Regions from separate parts of the Mus musculus genome. Here all the other regions are linked to region 3. Evidence: chromatin contacts called from ENCODE Hi-C or POLR2A ChIA-PET data. All regions are on one chromosome and are shown on one strand. The core of a region is the stretch at or near the end of the contact, and the rest is flanking DNA. Distances in the headings are between cores, read along the strand shown. Region 1 holds the start of Kcnn4 (potassium intermediate/small conductance calcium-activated channel, subfamily N, member 4). Region 2 holds the start of Fcgbp (Fc fragment of IgG binding protein). Region 3 holds the start of Tsen34 (tRNA splicing endonuclease subunit 34).

Region 1 (3,023 bases), core at 164-2,663, about 21 Mb after region 3:
ACGTTGGTGTTCTTGTGGGTCCGAATCCAACCCCATCCCCTCCAAAGGGTTCATATCATCCTGGACTGTGTCCTGTGTGGCTAGAATGTCCTAGAATGTCCAACGCTGGGTAGGCGTTGCTTGCACACTTCCATTGACTGTTCTCTGTGCTAAGGTATGCAGAGTGTCAAGTGCACCAGTGTATGTCAGGATCAATGTCAGGTGTGTGTGTGTGTGTGTGTGTGTGTGAGTCCCACACACAATGATGTGAGCTAGTGTGCATTTCCTGTTTTCTGGGCGCTGGATGACAGTGTCTGCCACCACAGGTGTTTACACATATGGGGCATCTCTCTGTGTTTCACATTCACACCCCCTTGTGTGTCTGTTGACGCATGTGTGTTGTGCCTGGTGATTCTTACAAATTGGTGTGCTCAGACCTGCTGTGTATTTGTGTGGCTCCTGGTACATGTCCCGTGTGGTCGTTGATGCTTAGCTCTTTGTATCGTAGAATATTATAGTGTTTTACTTGGTTTTGGTTTTGGAAACAGGGTCTCATGTGGCCCAGGCAGACCTTGAACTCATAGTTGACAATGATTGAGACCTGCTGATCCTCCTGGCCCCAGTTTCCTAGTACCAAGAGTCAGGCATGCACCATTGCCCACTTTATGCCATGCTGGGATCTACCTCAGAGAGTCTGTGATTCAAAGGAGCCCACTAACAGCTGCACTCCATCCCTGGTCCCACTTAAAAATTATCATTTAAGATTTATTTTTTTTTATGCGCATGCATGTATGTGAATATCAGCCACATGTGTCAGGGGCTCCCAAAAACCAGGAAAAGGGCGTCATCTCCTGGAGTTGAAGTTACAGGTGGTTTCAAGCCACCCACCCAGCAAGTAGGTGCTAGAAACGGAAGTTATACTCCTCTGGAGAGGAGCGCTCACTTTCACTCGCTGTGCCTGACTTTCCAGCCCCTCCCCCGCCCCACTTTGAATGTGTGACTGCGTGAGCTCAACCTTTGGGTGGCCCCGTGTGCAATGGGACGCTGCTGCCCTGCTAAGTGCTGGCGTGTGTCACACCATGTGTGTGTGTGGTGTCTGGGTGTGGCTGTGGGTTTCTGAACTTTCAGGAGTGTGAGTCACTTCTGTGGAGGTTGTGTGGTGTGTGCTGGTGTGTTGGGCTCCGTCTCCGGTCTGTCATAGGGTGCTCTGTGGTGTCTGGGTGTGGTGGGGGTTTTAGGTGTGTACCACAGAGTGCAAACGGTTGGAGAGTCACAACCTATTGTGTCAGTGTGTCTTTGCCCACGTGGATGAACTCTTCTTCCTTGCCCGGGACCACAAGACACACCCCAGCCCCTCCTTAGTCTTAGAAGGGAATGGGATAGCCAGCCTCCCCCTACCCAGGGACCTCCCCGTCCCTCCCCGCCCTGCCCTGCCTGCTGCAGTTACCACTCCCCAGAGGGCACAGGGCTAGGCTGTGCCTTCCAGCAAAAGTCCCAGAGTGAGCAGAACAGGCCGCTGGCCTGGAAGCCAAGCTGGCTGCCATTTGCGTACTGAGAGGTGGGGGACCCTGGGCAGGAAGCTGGCTGAGCCCCAAGACCTCAGGGGCCATGGGCGGGGAGCTGGTGACTGGCCTGGGGGCCCTGAGACGGAGAAAGCGCCTGCTGGAGCAGGAGAAGAGGGTGGCCGGCTGGGCGTTGGTGCTGGCGGGAACTGGCATCGGACTCATGGTTCTGCACGCTGAGATGTTGTGGTTCCTGGGCTGCAAGGTGAGTGGGGCCTTCCACCGAGCAGGGAAGGGACGGGGAGCCTGGTGTGAGGGAGGAGGGCTGGGGTCTGCACCCCTGGGTCTGAGGGAGGAGGGCTGGGGTCTGCACCCCTGGGTCTGAGGGAAGAGAGCTGGGGTCTGCACCCCTGGGTGTGAGGGAGGAGGGCTGGGGTCTGCACCCCTGGGTCTGAGGGAAGAGGGCTGGGGTCTGCACCCCTGGGTCTGAGGGAAGAGAGCTGGGGTCTGCACCCCTGGGTGTGAGGGAGGAGGGCTGGGGTCTGCACCCCTGGGTGTGAGGGAGGAGGGCTGGGGTCTGGACCCCTGGGTCTGAGGGAGGAGGGCTGGGGTCTGATCCCCTGGGTCTGAGGGAGGAGGGCTAGGGTCTGGACCCCTGGGTCTGAGGGAGGAGGGCTGGGGTCTGATCCCCTGGATCTGAGGGAAGAGAGCTGGAGTCTGCACCCCTGAGTGTGAGGGAAGGGGACTGGGGTCTTACACCCCTGAGTGTTAGAGAGCAAAGCTAGGAGATCTTATACTCCTGGGCATGAGGGAGGAAGGCTGGCATCTTCCACCCCGGGGTGTGAAGAAGAGAGGAGAGCTGGGGTGTGAGGGAGAAAGGTTGGGGTCTGCACCCCTGGGTGTGGGAGAAGAGAGCTGGTCTGGACTCCTGGGTCTAAGGGAGGAGAACTGAGGTCTTACACTTCTTAAGGTCTAAGAGAAGAAGGCTGGGTCTGGACCCCTGGATGTGATGGAGGTAGATGGGGGGTCTGTACCCCTGAAACCTGAGCTAGTGTGATATCGTCCTCCCCCCAGCTCCCCCCAACCTACACACACACACACACACACACACACACACACACACACACGCACACACACGTACGCACACATGGGAGACAGTTCTCAGTGTTAGCCTTTGGGTAAGTGTTATCAGACAGACCACTGGGGGTCTGGGCCTTGTTGAGGCCCATACAAGGCTGATCCTTGATAGCCTAGCTCTGGTGAAGGGAGGGCTGGCAAGGGAGAAAGACGTTGTCATTAGGCGTCTCCTTGCTCCTTATCTAGCCACTGCCATTTACCCAGTGCCACCAGGCAGTGCTCTGAAGTAACTGACAGAGGAGACTGTGGGGAGTGGAGCCTTCACCCCACCCTTACCATACAGAAGTGCCATTACCCCCAGAAGGCACCACTCACCAGATAGTGGTCTACTGTGGTTTGAAATCCTTCATCCCTGTGGAAGAGGAGACTTGGGGTTCAGGCTCAAGAGTCTGCAGGAAGAGCCTC
Region 2 (3,080 bases), core at 25-2,524, about 24 Mb after region 3:
GGCCAGTCCTATGAGACATGCTGACTCCAGCCCAGACGACTATGCCACCTGGTCCCCATGCCTCAGTTCAGACTAATTGCAGGGTACTGGAGAGGAACAGGGTCACTCCAAACCTGTCCAACCAGTCCCTTCTAAGGGTATAAAGGAAAAGAAGAAAGAAAGAAAGAGAGAGAGAGAGAGAGAGAGAGAGAGAGAGAGAGAGAGAGAGAGAGAGAGAGAAGAAAGAAAGAAAGAGAGAGAGAGAGAGAGAGAAGAAAGAAAGAGAGAGAGAGAGAGAGAGAGAGAGAAGAAAGAAAGAAAGAAAGAAAGAAAGAAAGAAAGAAAGAGAGAGAGAGAAAGAGAGAAAGGAAGGAAGGAAGAAGGAAAGAAAGAGAGAGAGGAAGAAGGAAGGAAGGAAAGAAGGAAAAAAGGAGAGAAGATAATGAAACCACAAAAAGCAAAGCAAAAAAAAAAATCCCAAACCAAACAGTTCTCCAGGAAGTGAAACCTCCATGATCGATCTTATGGAATCAGGAAACAGAGCTCTTGAGCCTTCATTACACACACCCCGAGCCCCAGAACCCCCACCCACCCCTGCTCCATCACAAGGAGCGAGAGTATTCAGAACACCCAGAAGCCCAGCAAAGCCAGGTTTTCTTGTTTCCATTTCCCAGGAGAGAAACCCAGGAGACTGTGATGAACTTGGGGTAAGACTGTTACGATCCACATCACCGGCCTGGGCCGAGGCCTCAGACCCCGCGTCACCCCCAGACACCTCTTCTCCACGGGTGACTGGAAAGAAGATGTGGGATGGCCTGGAACCAGGGCTCAGATTGGGACTGCAAGGAAGTAGGACCCGGATATGGGTCCTTTACTGTTGTTCCTGGCAGGAGTCAGAGAAATGAATCTGGCCGGTGAGCCAGCAAACATGACCAGTCACCACCTCCCATCTCAAGTTCAAACCCTGCCCACTACCCTACCCATGCCCAGGGAGCCGGGATCTCGGCATTCTGCTCCCCAGCTGTCTCTATAAGGACGACGCCCTTCCATGATTGAATTGATCCAGAGGCTGCCAGGGTGTAGCCACCAGCTGCTCTCACACCCATCTCAGGACACAGGCTGAAGACTCATTCTCCACCCTTGGCAGATCTTCAGGGCTCCCCATTCTTCCACCTGGTCTGAGATCGGCATCCTCCTCCAGGAAGTTGGCACCGTGTGCGCGTCAGGTGACCCGGGGTGTGGCCAGGGGAGTCAGGAATCTCCACTATATAACTTAGCTTGCAATCTGGTCCTGCAGCTCGGGGACCCGCAGGTGAGAAGGGCTGGGGTTCCCTGCAGAAGAGGGACAACTAACGCCCTATTCTGCATCCAGGCCCTAGACTGCCTCTTCTACCTCTACTCTTAGGGGATAGCCACTATGCCATGCATTGTCCTTGATCCTCACCCCCTTACCTCATGGCCAGCCTCACCCCCACCCCAAGCCCACCCAGTCCTATCTAGTCAACTTCCCTTCTCACTTGAGCCTTCCTTACATCCAGGTGGCTCTTGTCCTGAGATTGCCCCCTTCTAACCCCTCTCTGCCTTCTGGAATGGTCTCTAACAGGACAGCACCTTTTGATCTCCCTCTCTCTTTACTACAGACATGGGATCCCCGTGGAAATGGTGGGCCCTGTGGGCCGGAGCAACCCTCCTGTGGGGTAAGTCAAATCGAGCCCCCCATTTATGTCTGGGAAGCTTCTCCTGCTTGCCTGCGTCAGCACCCTCAAGTTTTAGTCCTCTCTACAAACCACCTCCCTTCACTGTTCACTGCAACCCGGCTAACTTAAATGAGACAGAGGCTAGCAGAAATTGGAGACAGCCTTAGGCACTGAACGAAGTGTGTTAGTATTCATTTACACATCTCTCTGTGTGTCTCTGTCTCTCTCTGTCCATCTCTGTCTTTACTTTTTCTCACACACATATACACACATGCATACACCCATGTTGAAAAGCCCACTAGCTCTACTCTAGCTTTCACAGACATCGTGTCCACACTTCTACGGTCTTCTCCCCTTCGTATCCTTCACATAAACCACCAGGTCATATTGAGACAGAATCCACACAGACTGGATGAAGCTTGCATTCAGAACTTCAGGTAGCCTGACAGACTTTCTTGAAAAATGTGAATGTGTGCCATTTAAAAAAAAAAAAAGGCTTCAGTCTTTCATAATAACAACCAGCAAAAGCTGTTTCAGGTGGAGTGTGGTTCTCCAGTGTCCAGGTTTGTCTCCAGGACTACGGCACACCTTTCTACCCCTCGTCTGGCCCTGCAGTGTCTGAGTTCAAGAGCCCTGTGCAAGGTGCTCAGGCTTTGGGGCAGCCAAAGCCAGGAAGGCTCGGAGGTGGATGCTGCATACGTTAGGAAGGACATGGCAGCATAGGGAGAATTATTTCAACAGGTGCTCAGGAAGACCCAGGGGCTGGGTTTGTAACGGGGAGGAACTAGGTAGCTGGACCCACAACTGCATTTTCTTCAGGGTTGACCCGGGAGGCCACAGAGGACCCCAGGAATACTGTTGGGGAAGAATTCCTCATGGCCTTCCTGCAGAATTCCCAGCCCGAGAACAGCAGTCTCTGCCTCTTCATCTTCAGTCTGTCAGAGAGCACTGCTGTGTCTCTATCCTCAGCCAGGTCAATGACACCTCACAGAAGGTCACAGGGGAGTCAGTCATGGTCAACACCAGTGCTAAAGCAGAGATGACTGCAGTGGCACTTCCCAGCATGCAGTAGTGGGTCAGAGTGGACCACCCTATCTCTAAGCCCGGCACAGCAGAGCTAACATTGCTCTGGCCTGTGGGAGCCCTGGGCACAGAGTACTTTGTGCTCACATTCCCAGCATCTCTGACCAATACGCAAAGGAGTTTGCTGTGGTGGCTGGCAGAGCAGGTGCCTCAGTTACTATGGGCTTGAAGGCAGCGGTGACATTCCAGGGCACTGTCCATCCAGCTGGTGGTGTCATAAGTGTGACGCTGCAGCCTTCTGAAGTAGTTCAGTTACAGAGCACAGCAGATCTTTCTGGATCAAGGGTAACAGCCAGCGGCCCAGTGGCTGTTTTTGTTGGT
Region 3 (2,768 bases), core at 63-2,562:
TATGACCCACACCTTCCGGCCAGAAAAACAATCCTTCACAACACCCCTCTTCTCTGAGAGCCCAGGAATCTGTATCATCCTCACCCTCCTGAGTACATTGGAGCCCTTCTGGGTCCCCAATTTCCTCTGCGTCTTACAGGACCCAGTACTCCCACTCCCGCCCAGCTCGGAGAAGCCCAGCATTTAGCATCCTGTTTTCTAAGCTCTGAGCTCTGGGCTCCTCTTTAACCCGTACCTCGGAGAGAAGGCAATGACCCTGTACGATCTGCAAGCACCTTTCGTAGCCCAGCCCCGCGCAGCGAAGGCCAGCGTGTATCCGATTCTGCCTCGGCAGATCCACAGGCGGTTACGCCACCCAGCCCGGCCACGCTCTGGGCGCTGTCCCCGCACCCCGCCACCCTACGATCTTCGTGACGCCGCCATGCAACCCAACCTGGGCCCACCTGAACCGTCCGTGGGCCAGAAGACTGCGGAGCTCCTTTTCGAGGCCGCCTCGGCTCGCGCCACGCCTCCCCAGCTCAGCACGCCCCCGCACTGCCCGTTCTGGAGGGCGCCGGCAGGGCTGCGCGGTCCAGGCCCCGAGAGCCGCGGCTGTACGAGTTACAGCACCGCAAGAAAGGTACCCAGAACACCAGTCTGCCGCAAGATGCCTGTCGCGATCTTTCTAGGAGGTCCCCGGGCAAAGAGCTGCCAGTACGTGAAGGGGCGGGGTTTCGGGTCAGAGAGGCGGGGCCAAGATCTTCGAGTCCCGTTGAGACTTGAGGAGGAGGGACCTGGAGCTCAGAGACAGACTTTCAGCTTCGGATTCCTTCGGGCACACTCGGTCATTCAAGCCCTCGGCATGGAGTGCCACAGCTTCGGCTTACTTCGGGGATAGCCGAATTCCAAAGTCACGGCTCGGAATTAGATGCGTTTACAAACTCGGCCGGATGTAGGCGGGACCACACACTTCGGCTTGATTCGGAAATAATCGGGTCCAAAAGTCGTTGTGTAGTGTTAGGCGGGCTCAAGAACGCAGAACGAAGTAGGCGGGACCGCATGCTTCGGCTTACTTCGGAGATAGTCGGAATCAGCCGGGGTCCGAGAGTCAAAGAACCACGGGGTGTGGGCGGGATCGCATATTTGGACTTACTTCAGATAGCTGAATGCTTTTTCAGGTCACGGTCAAATGATATTGAGGGCAGCCGTTTTGGCCTAACTTTGGAAATAATCAGTAGACTTAACAGGCTGAGCTAATAGTCTTGAGGGAGGAAGGCGGAGCCACAGAAGACCGGAAAACGGCGAAGGGGCGGGGCCGACATGACTGGTGGATTTGGGGGCGAGGCCAGAGCAATGACCCTCAAGGTCCCATTTGTGCAGACCGGAGTGGCAGTGAGGGCTTTCTTGGCTTTTCCGCTTTGCTGACCTGACGGGATGACGGAGGACGCGCTACGTAGGGCCAGCTCCGCCTTAGCCGAGAGTTGGTGTTGGCTAGGGGTTGACTTATTGCCTCTGCCTGAGGACAGTACGACAGATTGAAAGGGAGCCACGACGCACACTGCACCTCGAGTGCGACTGTGGATTCAATCGTAATTGTGAACTCCTTAAATTGGGTAGGAAGTGGGCGGGGCCACAGCTGGAAGAACGATGGGATCTGGCTAGGGTCGAATGCTGAACCTTTTGCAACTTAGAGGGGGTGGCTGATTCTACTGAGCCGAGATCTCCCGCATGCGTTCGGGAATAGAGTCGAGATCTTCCGAAGGCTGAAACGCTTGCGTTCGGGTAGGCAGGACTCCCGATTGAGCCGAATTTAGGATGCTGGAACATCGAACAGCTGGCGCAAGACAGGACTGGGTTTCTTTTAAAGTCCGACTCAGAATAGGCGGGAAAGGCGAATCTGGGCACTTCGAAAGGGGAGGGGCTGGGCTCCAAGTATTTAGAAGAGGGTGTGGCTTGAGCAAACCACCCTACATTGAGGTTCTGAGATTTGACGGACGCATAAGAAGACACCCACTTTGCAAAAAGGGCGGTGCACCACTATGGCGGGAGGTCTCTCTGAGGGGACGAGAGATGGTGGTACGCTTTGGCAGAGAAGATGGTCACCTGGAGCTGAGGGGGAGCGGAACGGTGGGACCTGGGTGAGGGGCGTGGTCTTAACTGGTCCCTGGGTAGATCTTGGCTGGGGGGCGGGGGGGGGCAGGTGGCAACCCCAGCCCCGCCCCTTGGGGGGTGAGGGGCGGGGTCTTGCGCTGAGGGCGTGGAAGACTTCAGTCGGGTCGGTGGGGCTGTTTGGGTGACCGCGACGCACCCCCACTCCGCAGGAAGATGCTGGTGGTGGAGGTCGCAAATGGCCGCTCGCTGGTGTGGGGAGCCGAGGCCGTGCAGGCGCTGCGGGAGCGTCTGGGAGTCGGGGGACGCACGGTGGGCGCCCTGCCCCGCGGGCCCCGCCAGAACTCGCGCCTGGGCCTTCCGCTTCTGCTGCTGCCTGAAGAAGCCCGGCTCCTGGCCGAGATAGGCGCGGTGACCCTAGTCAGCGCCCCGCGCCCGGACCCCCGCAACCATGGCTTGGTAAGAAACGAAAGGCCCTGATAGTGGGAAGGCCTGGGAGGGCCTGTTGGAAGGTTGTAAACTGGTCAGAATTCCTGTCTTCCTAAGGGACTGCAGGATGTGTCTTGGGGTTCCAGTTAAGTTTACTTCTCAGGCCCTAGCATCGTTCAAACGCCAGCAAGAGCAGAGTTTCCAGGATCAGAACACTTTGGCAGCCGAGGCCCGGGAGACCCGGCGTCAGG

The links. A loop is a pair of places that touch in the nucleus more often than their neighbours do. ChIA-PET counts read pairs that join two places held with the same protein, here RNA polymerase II (POLR2A).
Region 1: a loop to region 3 is called in a map of T-helper 17 cell, with 9 times the contacts of the local background. The contact joins the promoter of Kcnn4 here to the promoter of Tsen34 in region 3. A Hi-C loop is called at or near these places in 1 of 37 maps with a recorded cell type or tissue (T-helper 17 cell). POLR2A ChIA-PET finds 5 or more read pairs at or near these places in 1 of 5 experiments (embryonic stem cell).
Region 2: a loop to region 3 is called in a map of T-helper 2 cell, with 17 times the contacts of the local background. The contact joins the promoter of Fcgbp here to the promoter of Tsen34 in region 3. A Hi-C loop is called at or near these places in 3 of 37 maps with a recorded cell type or tissue (T-helper 17 cell and T-helper 2 cell).

What each region holds. Positions count from the first base shown.
Region 1 is chr7:24,368,850-24,371,872 of GRCm38, forward strand. It overlaps Kcnn4 (potassium intermediate/small conductance calcium-activated channel, subfamily N, member 4), which reads left to right and starts at 1,414. Exons shown (of 9, transcript NM_008433.4): 1 at 1,414-1,746. The coding sequence starts at 1,588.
Region 2 is chr7:28,069,962-28,073,041 of GRCm38, forward strand. Fcgbp (Fc fragment of IgG binding protein) reads left to right here and starts at 1,275. Exons shown (of 20, transcript NM_001122603.1): 1 at 1,275-1,291; 2 at 1,620-1,676. The coding sequence starts at 1,622.
Region 3 is chr7:3,692,298-3,695,065 of GRCm38, forward strand. Tsen34 (tRNA splicing endonuclease subunit 34) reads left to right here and starts at 1,313. Exons shown (of 5, transcript NM_001164204.1): 1 at 1,313-1,592; 2 at 2,301-2,547; 3 at 2,681-2,768. The coding sequence starts at 2,305. Mboat7 (membrane bound O-acyltransferase domain containing 7) reads right to left here and starts at 689. Exons shown (of 8, transcript NM_029934.4): 1 at 444-689.